2 separate regions of the Homo sapiens genome follow, and region 2 is linked to region 1. The links are chromatin contacts, found by Hi-C in ENCODE. All regions are on one chromosome and are shown on one strand. The core of a region is the stretch at or near the end of the contact, and the rest is flanking DNA. Distances in the headings are between cores, read along the strand shown.

What was found. Hi-C counts contacts between places; a loop is a spot of excess contacts on that map. Pooled maps may share reads with other maps.
Region 2: a pooled map shows a loop between it and region 1 (4-fold over the local background). The contact joins the promoter of EPG5 here to the enhancer-like site in region 1. A Hi-C loop is called at or near these places in 2 of 168 maps with a recorded cell type or tissue (left colon and mammary epithelial cell) and 4 of 50 pooled maps.

Annotation. Positions count from the first base shown.
Region 1 is chr18:44,724,348-44,727,047 of GRCh38, forward strand. The region is part of intron 2 of SETBP1 (SET binding protein 1); the gene reads left to right. Among named protein-coding and RNA genes, the nearest start is that of SETBP1, 45 kb to the left of the region's middle. RefSeq lists enhancers at 987-1,036, 1,167-1,356. Within about 2 kb of position 1,409, at least 21 of the 41 ENCODE cell types and tissues checked have a DNase peak (open chromatin) inside an H3K27ac peak, as active enhancers do.
Region 2 is chr18:45,966,018-45,968,717 of GRCh38, forward strand. It overlaps EPG5 (ectopic P-granules 5 autophagy tethering factor), which reads right to left and starts at 1,312. Exons shown (of 44, transcript NM_020964.3): 1 at 1,160-1,312. The coding sequence starts at 1,222. RefSeq lists an enhancer at 1,071-1,572.

The sequences.
Region 1 (2,700 bases), core at 159-2,658:
TTACAGCCAACCCCTGAGCCTCTAATCTCAGTGACATGCCCATTTAAGGGAGTTAGGATATAGGGTGGGGGAGGGGAGCTGGCCTAGACCAGAGAAGAGGCTCTGAAGACCAGAGATAGGTAAGTGAGAGTGGGAGTCTGTTTACAGATTGTCTCTCATCCACTGTGATATGTTAATTTTTCTGAGCATCTTTTGATCAGATAAGCAAATCTCAGAAGCACAGCTCTTGTTCTGATTGCTTTAGGGGCATCACTGTACCTCTTGTGGTTAAACATAGTAGCCTGTGACACCAGCCCTGGAGTGGAGTGTCTGGGCTGGGAGGATGAGAAGGTAAAGCCTAGAGGATTTGAAGAGGACAGGGTCAAGGGTTAAAGGACAGGGGTTAGCAGCAGGCAAAGGCCCAGGATTGAAATATTTGCTGAAGGCTGACAGGCAGCAGAATAGAGGCAGACAAGTGGCAAATTCCTGTTTTCTCCTCTAATTGAGAAAATATTTTGAGTGGTATTCAGTCAGACTACATAATGAGTGGGGGTGGGGCTGGAAGTGGAAAGAAAGAATATGAATGAGCAAGAATATTATTAAATTACTGCAAGAAGCCAAAGTGTGTGCAGAGTTCAAGGAGCTGTATGAATGTGCCCTCCTTCCTTGCTTCCTAATTTGGGATGCACAGCATTCATTTCTTCACTCACTCATTTAGCACATGGTCACTGGCAATGGGGGTTTACTTTCAAAGGAGGGTTTAGTAGCTGCCCATAGAGTTACCATCAGATAAATGTAAAAGGGGCCAGTTTTCTCTCCCAAGGCTAGGGAGACACATAAGCAGGTGATTGCAACACGTGAGACTCCCATCTTGATGCTGTTATTGTTCTTTTCTTTTCAACATCTAAATCTGGTAATCATCTGTATCTGCTCACAGTTTGGGGAATAATTTCATATAATTTCACATCTAAGAGAGACTATAAAGTGATTCCTGCACTAAGTCTGGCTATCCCAGGGCCTCTGTTCTTAATGAGTTACCTGTACTGTCCAAGGAATTGTGTAGCAAAACTGGGTTGGGGGGTGTGTGTGGAGGGGCAGAGTCTGGGTTTGGGGAAGTAGTTAGGAAACAAAGCAGTTATGTCTTGACTCAACCATAACCAGCCTGCCCTTGCTTGAAAGATTCGGCTTTCATATTTTAGGAGCACAGGTTCATTTTGTTTTCTAGGCTGACAGTGAATAGCACTGATGGTTTATTCACCAGGACCTTTCCTGAATTATAGGGGCATATAGCTGGGAAGGCCTTTAGGGTCATTTTGCCAATAGGAACCCACAGAAGTTAAGGGACATCCTCCCGGTGCTATGTGAGGTTGTGGCAGAGCTGGGACCTCCTCCCCCTCGGCCCCCTGACTTCCCAGCGGCTCTGGGTGTGCTGTCACCTCTTCCAGGAAGTGATGACTCAGATTATTTTCATCAACATACCTCCCCCCTCCAACTCCGTTTTCTTCCCACAGCCACCAAAGCCAATAATAGACTAAGGCAGTTTCAGTTTTAGACAATTTCCTTTTTTACTTAGAAATCTATGGTTAGAAAAGGGTGTAGGGTGGTAATAGTGGCCAGGGGTGGGGAGGGAGGCATGAGAAGCTTCAAAGGGGATGGGCATCTCCTGGCTCTCTGGTGGCCTGGATGGAATTAGAACCAAGAACTTTCATATGACCTTGAGTAGATCTCTAAAAGATTCCTTCCCTCTGAAGTTTTTTGACTTTTAAGTTCAGAAGGGAATTTCCTTTCCACCAATTCAGGGACCATTCCTAAAGCTTCATGAAACCCTTACATAATTTTTAAACTTTAACAACTAACTCATGTGAGTTGTTACACATAGCTTGTAAGTGACATTTCAAGCCTTCTTGATTTTCATTCCAACAGTTCTAGATACATAATACATTCTTTTCAAGGAAGGTAGGGACTTTGTTTTGTTGTAGTAACTAAAGCTGGCAATCATTGAAAGAGATTATGAATAATCAAATAATAATACTTATCTCTTGAGTTCTGTATGGGAGGCACCAATCTAAGCCTACTACCTGCAAATGTATATGTAATCCTCCCCAAAACTCTTAAGAGGTAAATCTTACTGTTCTCATTTTGCTGATGAGTTAACTGGCATGGGGAGGTTGAATAACTTGCCAAATGACATCTAGAGAGTATATAAAAGAGGTAGTGTTTGAAGTCCAGTTAGTCTGATTTCAAAGTTCATATTCTTAAACACAAAGCTATATAGGACCGCCTCCCATTTGCAGATTAGAAGTCATAAACTGTAATAATATTACTTTCAAATTTCATCACGTGTTTGATTCTAAGTGACATGAACTTGAAGTTTATTAAATATGTAAAGTACACAAAGACTTCATAAAGGCCCTATTTTTAATAAATGCCTCAAGCCACACAACTGTGTGCTTCGTTACATAATTTGTTTTTGTAATAATACGTGGAGAAGAGCCCAAGATGAAAGGGCTGGCTAGATTATTGTGTGTCAGTTGTGCACACACTCTGTTTCTGTTTTTCATTCTGGGATCAACTGGGGAGATAAATCCATTTGCCATTGATCTTACCATCGTGAGGGTGGAGTGGTTATCAGAGGATCCTGGAAAGTTTAAAGCATTATCCAAATGCAAAATAAAAGAGGTGGACAGCTTTTTATTTTTTTTAACACTATAAACATGTTTC
Region 2 (2,700 bases), core at 62-2,561, 1.2 Mb after region 1:
GAGATTGCACTCCAGCCTGGACGACAGAGCGAGACTCCATATCAAAACAAAAACAAAAACAAAACAAAACATAGGCTGGGCGCGGTGGCTCACGCCTGTAATCTCAGCACTTTGGGAGGCCGAGGCGGGCGGATCACGAGGTCAGGAGATCGAGACCATCCTGGCTAACACGGTGAAACCCCGTCTCTACTAAAAATACAAAAAATTAGCCGGGCGTGGTGGCAGGCGCCTGTAGTCCCAGCTACTCGGGAGGGAGGCTGAGGCAGGAGAATGGCGTGAACCTGGGAGGCGGAGCTTGCAGTGAGCCGAGATCGCGCCACTGCACTCCGGCCTGGGCGACAGAGCAAGACTCTGTCTCAAAAAAAAAAAAAAAAATACATATACATATATATACACACACACATATGTATATATGTACGTATATATGTATATATGTGTACATATGTATATATGTGTATATATGTACTATAATAAAATGAAAATCCAGACTGCACTTATAAACAAATCAACTTAAAATCACTCTAATACCACATGTAGTCTAATACAGGAAACTCAGAAAATTCAAACACTTCCCTACTGTGTGAGTCCCGCCCTGGGTTAATTTCTAGCCATTCATGCCCCTTATAAACAATCAAGACAATAAGAAATAAACAGAGGCAGCACTACTATCATCTTGAACTTTCAAAGTGATCAGAAATGGCACAGCACTAGTCTACTTATAAAGTTCTGCCAAAGGTACCTTCTCCGCGTGGAGGAGGGGAACATTCCCTCTTTATGCATGGCAGGGACTAAAAATGTTCTAGGATATAAAAGAGTAAAGAGAGAGTCAACGATGGGGCTGGAAAGAGAAAAATTATTTCACGGCAGGAAACCAGACCCAGGTGAGGAAAGCCAAGAGAGCAGAAAAGGAAGAGGCCAGTGAAGTCACAGGAGGGAGAAGGAAAAATGGGGTCCTGACAGAGTGTGGCAGGGGGATATGGAGAAGGAATGGAGGAGAAGGGCCGGTGTCAACGGGTGGTGGGATCAAATATTGGAAGGTGGAGGCGGAAGATGCAGAGGGCTCAGGGAACGGGAGTAGAATTGGCTGGGGAGGCCGAAGAGAGGAGCAAGGAGACACAGCACACTGCCAGAGCCTCGGGAGGGTGGGGGAGATCCTCACCTTTGTTTTAGTCCGGCTGGCCTTGGCCTTGGCCCGGCGCTGGGGCTTCACCGCCTCGGCCATAGACCCTTCCGCGGCGCCGTCACCGTTTGTTTTTGTCAAACCCCTGCGCTTCAAGCAACCTGCCCGGTTCTGGCCTCCGGACTGTCACATGATCGAATCTCCGCCACTCCCGGAGAAGAGGCGGTGAGTCGGCGCCTCTACGGGCCGCAACGTAGGACAAACCACTCCAGGACGCATTTGCACTGGAGGAAGGCAGGCCCGCCCCCTTCCCGGAGCCCAGGCCCCACCCCTAGCCCTGGCTCCACCCGGCGCGCAGGTGTCTTGGGTTGCGCTGGACAAGGGCAGCGACCCAGGCTGACCCACCTCCTCCGTCTCCCGGCTCTGCGGAACCTCACTCAGTGCGGATCCCGGGCGCGCTCGCACACCTCACCCGCGTCGGCTTGAAGAAATCCGGAAAGTGGGTTTGCCATTCTTTTTTTTCATCTTCAGATAAACCAGATCCAGTCGGTTAGCCTAAATCCGCACTGCGCGCAAGGAAGAAACCCTGACGCCCATCGGGGTGTGCACTTCGGCGTCCTCTTTTGTAAAGGGGAATGATCACACCTGCCTTTTCGGATGTCATGAGAATTTAATGGGCTCTCCCAGAAAGGTGCCTGGTAGCGGCAGGCATGTCGGTACATGGTAGTTATTAATTATCATTACTGTACAAATTCCCAGACTGGAAAAAAGACATGTGCTCCTAAAAGGACAGGCAAACAGGTAACAAGATAAATAAGATCCGTAAAAGTATTCTTAGTATACATTTTACAGTGTGCTTCATTTGAAATTTCCAGATGTGAAAAACTTGTCCACATCTTCCCTTCCCAGCTCTAGGATTTCTGTGATTTGCTTGTATCCTTATTGTTAGTGTCTGTCAATCCTCCCAGAATGTAAGATCCTCAAAGGCAGGGTTCTTAATTTTGTTGCCTGATGTATCCAAGGGTCTTTAGAACACTGCACGTAGTAGCACATAGTAGATACTAAATAAATATTTCGTGAATCACACAAATGAGTATGAGTTTTGTCTGGCGGTGGGGTAAGATCGTTGAAATGGAGTGGGCCAGGCGCAGTGGCTCACGCCTGTAATCCCAGCACTCTGGGAGGCCGAGGCGGGTGGATCACCTGAGGTCAGGAGTTCAAGACCAGCCTGGGCAACATGGTGAAACCCCAACTCTACTAAAAATACAAAAAAGTCGCCGGGCATGGTGGTGGACGCCTGTAATTCCAGCTACTCGGGAGGCTGAGGCAGGAGAATTGAACCTGGGAGGCGGAGGTTGCAGTGAGCCGAGATCGCACCATTGCCCTCCAGCCTGGGCAACAAGAGCGAAACTCCCATCTCAAAAAAAAGAAAAGAAAAGAAAAAGAAGAAAAGGAAATGGAGTGTATGGGAGGGAGGAAAAAGACCATCCACCCACCTGTAGCATACCCTAGAATAAAAAATCCAGCAATATGGCATGAAAAATGGAAAAGACTTCAGAGATGCAGTTTGCTTGTTTGTG